2 separate regions of the Mus musculus genome follow, and region 1 is linked to region 2. A link is a loop called in an ENCODE intact Hi-C map of the cell type or tissue named here. Cell type or tissue: heart. All regions are shown on one strand. Links, peaks and the distances in the headings refer to the core of each region. The heading gives the core; the rest is flanking DNA.

Region 1 (4,386 bases), core at 208-4,207, 81 kb before region 2:
TAGCTGTGAGCTGACATGTGGGTGTGGGGAACTGAACTCAGGACCTTTGCAAGAGCAGTGAGTGCTCTTAACCACTGGGCCCTCTCTCCATTATTATAGGTAAGGAAACTGAGACAGCAAGAACTGACTGGGGTCAGATCTATAAGAAATACTGGACTACCTGTACTTGTAGGTTCAGAAGGAGCCAAAAGCTCCCTGGTACCTTCATTGGTTTATGAAACAGAATATACCACTGCTTTGAATTATAGCCTTAATTACTAGCAAAACTGTAAGTCAATTTGGAAAGAAAGTTATAAAGTTCTGCATTGTAATTTTGCCCAGGGTTCAATCTTGAAATCACCTATTAAAATCCTATTAAGAATTCAGGAGTCTATGACAATAAAAGATTGGTACTCAGTTAATACCACAGTTCAAACTCTCCTAATCATCATTCTCTTTTAGTTCTGTAAAACAAGATTATCATAATTTCAGCACAGTGATCTGAATGGACTTAATTCATCGATTTGATAACGGTTAAGCTCTAGTTCATTCTATTTAAGAACTGAACCAAGGTTAGCTCCCTCTCAGGATTTTTTGTTGTTGCTGTTAGCATCCCTTTTCTGAGACTTGATAAACACTTGCTATCCAGTTACACCACGCTGATTACTTTCATTTAAAAATTGAGGTCCCCTGTCCTGTGTATGTTTCCACTTGATAACTAGGTCGTGAAAAGAAAAAAAATCTCACGTTTTGGTATAATTTCTCAGTAAAGCCCCCTTACACCCACAGTCTCTCTTCTTATCTTTCCCAAAAGTGTAGGGTGGACTTATTGTCATTTTTATCTTAAAGATGTTGAGAGTCAAGGAAAAGCTAATAGCAATTATCTAGTCAGGTAGCCATTTCGTCACGTCTCTGCTTCCTCCTCACAGCCTTCCTAGGCAGCTATCACAAGCCCCCTTGGAAGCTCACTGTCCTGTTTCCCATCTGAAGCAGAGGCAACGCTGAACCCAGAGGACTTCCCAGACAGCATCTTCTTAGGCTGCTCAATACTTTACAGGACCCCACCAGGGATCCCCCCTCCCCCCAAGGCTGGCAAGAACGTGGAGGGGCCCTGACGAAGCCCTAGTTAGGAAGTGACAGTTTTCCTCCCTCTCCAGTTCAATTCTCACATCGATGAACCAACCTTCTTTCGCTACCAAAATTCAAGGCCCCCTGAAAGGCCTTGGGCATCCGCTGTGTGATGAGGGCGAACCTGACATGTTTACGCTCAAGGACTCCAGGTGGACCAACAACAACAACAAAAACCCCACACAAATTAGCAAGGCCTCGCCTCACCCTATCACTCGGTGACACAGGCTCGCAGAGCGCCCTGGGGAGAGCGACTGACAGAGGCCCTGCCCGTCACTCCCTTAGGGCAGCAGCTAAAGGTTGAAGCCCCTGGGCGAAGGAGAGGGAGACACCGGCGAGCATGCCGCCCTCCTCAGGGGAGAAGTTCTAAACCCCCATAACCGTTAGTTCCCTCGAGCCCGGAGAGTGGCCGAAGACTCGGGCGAGGCCGGAGGCGCGCGCCTCGCCGGGGCAGCGCCCCCTCGCCTGCTCTGATTGGGTGGCCGGGGCGGAGGGGGCGGGGAGACCCTCCGGATGAGGCGCGCGCGCAGGCTGGCCGGGGGCTGCTGGGAGGGCTGCGCGCGCCGAGCGACCGGTGGGCGCGGGAGGTGGGGGGGCGGAGGGCCGGGGGCGCGAGTGCGCGTGCGCGTCGGAACCCGAGGCGCGGGAGGAGGCGGGAGCTCCGGAGGCTGCGGAGGGGGCGGGTCGCGTCAGGCGCCACGTCCGCAGCCAGAAGCCGCCGCTGCCGCCGCCGCCGCCTCGCACCGACCTCGCACCGAGAGTCTTCCGACTTCTGAGCCGGAGAAGAGCATCTAGGTCGCGTAAGCCACTCCCGGGCCGCATCAGGGCCTCTGCTGCCCCGGCCGCTTCTGCTGTTCTCCGTGCCACCGCTCCCTCCGCCCGGCCGCAGCTCCCGGCCTCGACCCCGCGGTGAGTGAGTGTGTCCCATGGCTGGGGCGGGGGCGGGAGGGTGTCGTCGGCCTGAGTGGCCGCACTCCGGGCCCTTTCCCGTTAGCCTCATCTGCACCTCACCTGCACGACCCCGGGGCCTGGCCGCTCCAGCCTGGCCCTTTGCGGGGGGACACTGAACGGGAGGGGGATGGGCGGGAGTCGTTGGGGGGCGTACGGAGGTATGGGGTTACCCCAGTGGGTCCACGAGTTTGTGGACGCGGTGTCTGCAGTTGAAGGGAGTCGCTCTGGAAGCCTGGGTCTGACCTCTTGCCTTGAGTGTCAGGCTGGTGCGGAGGAGGAGATGGGGCATCCGAGGAGGAGCCCAGCTTCCTTGCCCCACTTAACTTCTGACCTGTTGATAAACGGTCCCGGTGGGTTCAAGTACACAGGGCTTGGCTCCAAGCGGAGATTCCCGCTGCTCTTCCTAAATCGGGAACTCCACTCCCACGCCTGTTCTAAGCCCGCAGGTGTGGGAATGAAGAGGGGCGCTGGCAGTGTCAAGGAGTGACTGGGGAGCAGGGGGGAAGGAGTCCTGGAGCAGCCGCCAGTGCAGTCACTGCCGACCCCAAGCTCAATCCAAAACCGAGCCTGCCATGCACAAGCAGCATCTAGTCTAGCCCCGGAGCTGCCACTCGGGATCAAGTTGGATCGTCTCTCTTAAGCCCGTCTTATATTGGAATTCCGCAGGAACTAGGGTGTGCTGGATGGACAACGAAGGGGCGGAGGAAGGAGGTGTCCAAGCCAGCACCAGCCTCTAGGGTCATTTTCTGCCTCTCCTGCCACGTCACTGCTCTGCTCAGGGGAAAAAAAAAAAGACTTGCTTGTGCCTAAAGGTGGATCAATGAGGGGGAGCTAGGGCTGCTGGGAAGAGTTAGAAACACCTAGACTAGGAAGCGAAATCTTACTTGATTGTGTCTTTTGTATCTTGTGAACGCTACTAATCCAAAAGGAAACATTGTGGGTATTTGTATCTGCTATTGGTTAGTGCTTAAAACTTCTAGTTGTTGCCGCTCAAGGGCTATCACACTAACAGGTAAGTATGTTTCCATTCTTGCTTTAGCAACGCTTAATACACATCTGCTTTCATTTTTCACTTTCATTTTTTTTTGTATAGCAGCACTTATACCAGAAACTAAGTTCAATGAAAGCATCATTCGAAAAAAGTTCAATGAAAACATCATTCGAAAAGTTTAATTGATTTTAACATATAAATTCAAAAGTGTTTGATATATATATGTTTATATTCGGGGAAAATCTTGACTTTCCCGTTTCCGTCCTTGAGTCTTTACCCTTTTCCTACATTCTGATGCTACTGGACCAGATGACATACAATTAAGAGTACGGTCTTTATGTTCACTCATTGTCTCAACAAGATGTGGCACAAAGTAGGAATGGCAGCATCTATTGAACAAATTAAGTGTATTTTAGTGAGGATGACAGAAGTACTGGTTTTCTGGCTTGGCAGAATATTTTAATCCTATTTCATGTTTCTTTAAGAAAAATACTTAAAACTATTTTGACAGTCTCGATTATTTGTCACTTTGTGTGGGATTTTTTGTTTGTTTGTTTGTTTTGTTTTTTTCTGTGTAGCCCTGGCTGTCCTGGAACTCACTTTGTAGACCTGGCTAGCCTCGAACTCTGAAATCCGCCTGCCTCTGCCTCCCAAGTGGTGGGATTAAAGGCGAGCACCACCACTGCCCGGCCGTGTGGGATTTTAAAACTTTCATTGATAAATTTTTCTTTGTTGCCAAACTCAGTGCTTTTCTTGTAGTCTATTTGCTGTTAATTTAGTTGGCGGGAGCTACCTTTTATACAAGCAGTGATCAGCATTGTTAGCTACAGAAGCATAAAACCCAGCAAGGTGATGTCTTGCTGTGCATTGCTTGCTAGTATATGTGTAGTTTTGAAACTCCTCAAAGTTAGTTGGCAAAGGAATGAAGACATGCTATTTTCCACGTAGCCCATGCAGAAGAATTCCCTCCCTCCTTCTTCTTAGATAGATTCTCATTCTAGAGCCTGGGCTGGCCTAGACCTCCTAAGTCTTGCTGTAGCTTCCTGAGAGCTGAGATTATGGGTGTGAGCCACCATGCCTAGTTTAGTCTTTTTCTTATACAAGAAGCCTGTTACTTGTGTAACAAATGTTTAAAGTGACTTTGAAGGTAAAGTGTTACACACTGTACACACTGTATTTTGTAGTTGAGCTTTTTACTGTTAACTTACTTGACTTTAGAGAGGTTATACCCTGAGGCTTTTTAAAAAAACATATTTTTAGATCTTGTTTTCTTTGTGGCCCCAAATTAAATTTGTATATAAAATGTTACTGAAACTCACAAATGACATTTCTTCATC
Region 2 (4,386 bases), core at 232-4,231:
ATGGATAATAAAGTTAAATAATCAAACTAGTAAAGTGTATCGAAGATGACCTACATGTTTCTTTTTCTCTTTTTTCTTTCTTTCTTTTTCTTTTTCTTTCTTTTTTTTTTTTGAGACAGGGTTTCTCTGTGTAGCCCTGGCTGTCCTGGAACTTACTCTGTAGACAAGGCTGGCCTCAAACTCAGAAATACGCCTACCTCTGCCTCCTAAGTACTGGGATTAAAGGCGTGCACCACCACTGCCCAGCTGATCTACATGTTTCTTATTGAAATCATATACTAGAAAGTAAAATGGGCAAGTATGCAGGCACATTTGTAAATTTAGTTCTTAGTACATTAGTAGATGAAGAGGTCTTATATGTGATATTACACCTGCTGTGGTCTGAATGTTGATTTCCATTCCCAGAATTCTTACGATAAAACCTAATCTCCAAAGTGATGTTATCATGGGACAATCAAGTTAGGAGAGTTCTACCCTCACCAGTGTGATTATTCCCAAGGTCAGACCTGTGAGAATCTTTTCAGTTCTTCCACAATCTAAGAGCACATAGAGCATGTATCTACGAAGTGAAATGCCCTTACTAGAGATCAGATGTACCAGTGCTTTGATCGCAAACTTCTCAGCCTCTAGTACTGAGAGAAATATGTCTTTTATTTGTAAATTACTCAATCTAAGGTGTTCTGTTACAGCAGCCAAACCAAGTAATGACACCAAATATTCATTTACAAAAGCTTCCTAAGAAGGTCTAAGACGCAATGATGAGCAAGTGGTTTCAGAGCTCAGAAGTCTCTGTATCATCCTACACTGGGTAATGAAGGTACCACAGGGAAAAGTGACATCTGGGCTGAGTTTCGAAGAGATAAGTAGACTTCTGAAAGCTCACAGTTAGCAGGGCAGTGGTGGCGCACACCTTTAATCCCGGCACTCGGGAGGCAGAGGCAGGTGGATTTCTGAGTTTGAGGCCAGCCTGGTCTACAGAGTGAGTTCCAGGACAGCCGGGGCTATACAGAGAAACCCTGTCTCAAAAAAAAAGAAAAAAAACAACAACAACATCAACAACAACAACAAAAAAAAAACAAAACAAACCAAAAAACAACCAAACAATAACAACAAAACCCCTCACAGTTTAATAGCTATTCATGGAGGTTTTCTGACAAAAACCTTCCAGTAAGTTTTAATCACCTCTGTGCCCACTGAGATACCCTCCTGACTCCCCAGGACTAAGTCACCACTAACCTGCTCTCCATCCCTGTGTACTTGCCCATTGTGGATAGTTCATATAAGCACAATCATCAAGTATGAAGTTTTATGACAGCTTCTTTCAGCTAACATGCTCTCATGGTTCACCTACACATTTCATGGCATTTATCAGTATCTCATTCCTTCATGGCCAAGCAAGTAACTGGTGCATGGATACACACAACAGGAGGCCCATTAATCAGCCGGTTGGCACGAGGGCTGTTTTCACCTGTTGACTGTGATAATACAGCTCTTTTTGTTCCGCTCAACCCCACAACCAACTTGCCGGCACATCCACACAAGCCATTCTCCAAGCTTGCACCCGGAAATGAACGTCTCCTAAGCGGTGTCCACACTTCTTATCCAGCTTCAATGCCCGATCAGTCACGTTCTCAGAATCCCAACCAAAGAAGGTTTTTTTTCTAACTTACGTTAGATGACATCACTTCTCTGCTAATACCCTTGTACTGCAGTCATTTCCACTCTCCTGGGGTAAAGTCACAGACCTTAGTGACGGCGCATAAAGCTCTAGAATCTGGCCCCCGTTACAACTATAACTTCATCACCTAGTACTTTCCCCCAGAGGTTTTGCTCGTCATTCTGGCTGGCTGTTCCTTCCAAAGATCAAACCCATTCTCACCTCAGGACCTTTCCCTGGAATGTTCTTCCCTTAGACAGCTGCATCCCATGTCTTCAAATCGGCGACCACTTTCTCCACACATCCTAGCTGTGGTAACTTCCAGTGAGCTACATCCCCAGCTAATTAACATTGTTTTAAATTGTGTCCCCATCCCTATTCCTGTTTACCTCGTCTTTTCTTTGCAACACGTCTCATCTCCAAAAGGACTACATACGTATTTTTTTCTTGGACATATGCCTGAAGAGGGCAGACTTCTCGTTCACAGCTCTATCCCTCATATCCAAAGACACGGCTGGCACATAAGCTATCAATATTATCTGCTGAACTAATGCTTTCGTTTCATTCCGCCACACAATCGTCTATCCTGTTTTCCCAGGCACAGCTCACAAAATGTCCGGAGGATTTCTTCCAGTCGCAATTCCCTAGAAGGATTATACTTTGCCTCGAAAGAAAAACTGTGCTTTGTCTTGTCAACCACAAGGAGGAGTTGAGAGAGAGAGTTGGGAAACCAGCTAATTCTTTCCCTTGCTTTTCCTCCTCTAACCTCAAGGGGGAAGAAAGCTGGATCCGGAGCCCGCTATAATAAATGAATGGTTTTTCTCCACACTATGAGTTACCTAGACACACACGTCAACATTAAAGATTACAACCCTTTCGGAGGCCTAAGATATCAAGGCCATTATGATCTGGGAGTGTTTAATTCTCCTCCTAGTTATTTCTCGCAAATCAGGGAAGGCGTTCCCATCAACACAGACACATAACTTACCGGTAAAAGCTAAAGTGTTTCAGGGTCGTCAATAATCTCTACTACTAAGTCTGTACTATTTAATATTGACCACATCTACAATTCTTTAACGATGTAGGCAATTCGGTCCCTGGACTAAAACCAAATCTCAGATCTGACACTAACGCATCGACACCCGACTCGCGCACACCGCGATCGATTGATTTCCCAAGCGCTTCGGACTCACCGCCACCTGTTGATGCCCACGTTGGAAGAGCCGGCGAACCAGGGGTCGAGGATATAGACGCAGCGGATGGTGTCGGCGCCCTGGATGCACTCCTTCAGGGCGGGGTTGTCGTGGAGCCGGAGTCCCTTTCGGAACCAGTGCACGGCGTTCACCCCCATGCTCGGGGCGCGGCGGGTCACCCCGACTTCCTCTACCGAGAGCTTCAAGGGAGGGAAGCCGGGCTCATAACCGACACCTGCGCTTCCAAGAAAACCTCCTCACCCGAGGAGTGGGGAAAGGGCTGCAGAGAGGGGACGGGAGGAGGCGACGCCGAGGCGGGGCGCGGAGGTGGCGAGCGCGCAGCTGGCAGATGAATGGAGGCTGCCGAGGCGCCGGGATCCACGCGCGACGTCCTTCAGGAGCCCGCGCCCAGCGTCCGGAGGACACGCATACCTTCCAGGGCCTGAGACCCCCGGAGCGCAAGCGAGCGCGCGGGGCCCGAGCCGCCACGACGGCCCGAGCTGGTCGCAGCAGCCCCGGGAGGCTCGTCACGGAAACCTCGCCCAACCGAGGCGACCCGCGAGGAGACGGTGGCGCGCCCGAGGCGGCCTCCACGAACGGACACGAGCTCACGCGGCCTCCGCGCGACGCGGCCTGTGCGTCCCGGAGTGGGCAGCGAGCTCGGAGAGCGCGGGCTAGAGCTCCAGGCCGCGGGACGCTCGCCTGCCGGTCACCGGTCCCGAGGCTGCCCGGGTGACTCCGCCGCGTCAGCGGCCTCCGCCCCGCCCCCGGCTTCTCATTGGGCGGCATGCACCCCACGTGACCACCGGCACCTCACGTTTCTGAAGTGTGTTTACTACACTGGCTCAGACCCCCGCGTGCGCCGCCGCGCCCGGTGCTTCGGGACCGGTTGCGATCGCTGGGCGCTCACGACCTGAGTTCTCGCGTGGGATCCGGACTCGCAGCCTCTGCGGGTCTCCTGAGCCCCAGGCCGCTCGCGGGGGCCACAGGCCGCGAGAAGGGGGAGGAGGCATAGTTCTGCTCCCGGGGCCGGGAGCCGCCTCCATTGGCCGAGGCTCGCGGGGACCCGGATGAGCACGGGGCTGCGGGGAGCTCGCGGGCGCGCGCTCTGCCGGGCACGGCGCGCGTGCGCTGCGCTCTCGCGGTGGAAGAGAAGAGGCTAGGACGCGGGAGCGCGCCCAGGGCTCTTCCTATGGGTTGTGTGGAAGGTCTGAAGCCAGTTCCGTGTGCCCTGAGAGTTATTGCTGGGCTGGGTGAGAGGCAACCGAGGCACAGTCCTGCCTCTCACCCAGCTTCAATCAGGTGTTAATCGGAGTCCCCTGCTCTGAAAGGAGCAGAAATCACGCCGTTAGCCTTTTTTACTGTTTGGGGCGGGCACCTTTGCCCAAGCTCTGGAGAAGACAGGTCCGATCTCAGATATTCAGCATTTCATAATACTGTAGATACATCGTCAATTTATCAACTCTAATCTATTACATGAAGTGTAGTTTAGAAGGTATTTTGATTAGGTTTTTGGGCTTTTTGCTTTGCTTTTTT

What was found. Hi-C counts contacts between places; a loop is a spot of excess contacts. Peaks named below come from ENCODE experiments on the same cell type or tissue, not always from the same donor. Only the 100,000 strongest peaks of a DNase experiment are listed, where the experiment ranks them.
Region 1: it touches region 2 in a loop (6-fold over the local background); 5 of 42 quality-filtered maps call a loop at or near these places.

What each region holds. Positions count from the first base shown.
Region 1 is chr10:85,100,982-85,105,367 of GRCm38, forward strand. It overlaps Fhl4 (four and a half LIM domains 4), which reads right to left and starts at 1,514. Exons shown (of 2, transcript NM_010214.4): 1 at 1,315-1,514. Tmem263 (transmembrane protein 263) reads left to right here and starts at 1,646. Exons shown (of 3, transcript NM_001013028.2): 1 at 1,646-2,016. In heart, for the core only: no CTCF peak of the experiment used is centred there; DNase peaks (open chromatin) are centred at 1,600 and 2,370; H3K4me3 peaks cover 2,833 bases; H3K27ac peaks cover 2,471 bases.
Region 2 is chr10:85,181,464-85,185,849 of GRCm38, forward strand. It overlaps Cry1 (cryptochrome 1 (photolyase-like)), which reads right to left and starts at 3,591. Exons shown (of 13, transcript NM_007771.3): 1 at 2,851-3,591. The coding sequence starts at 3,008. In heart, for the core only: a CTCF peak has its summit at 2,388 (motif pointing right); DNase peaks (open chromatin) are centred at 2,258, 3,018, 3,658 and 3,908; H3K4me3 peaks cover 2,598 bases; H3K27ac peaks cover 1,507 bases.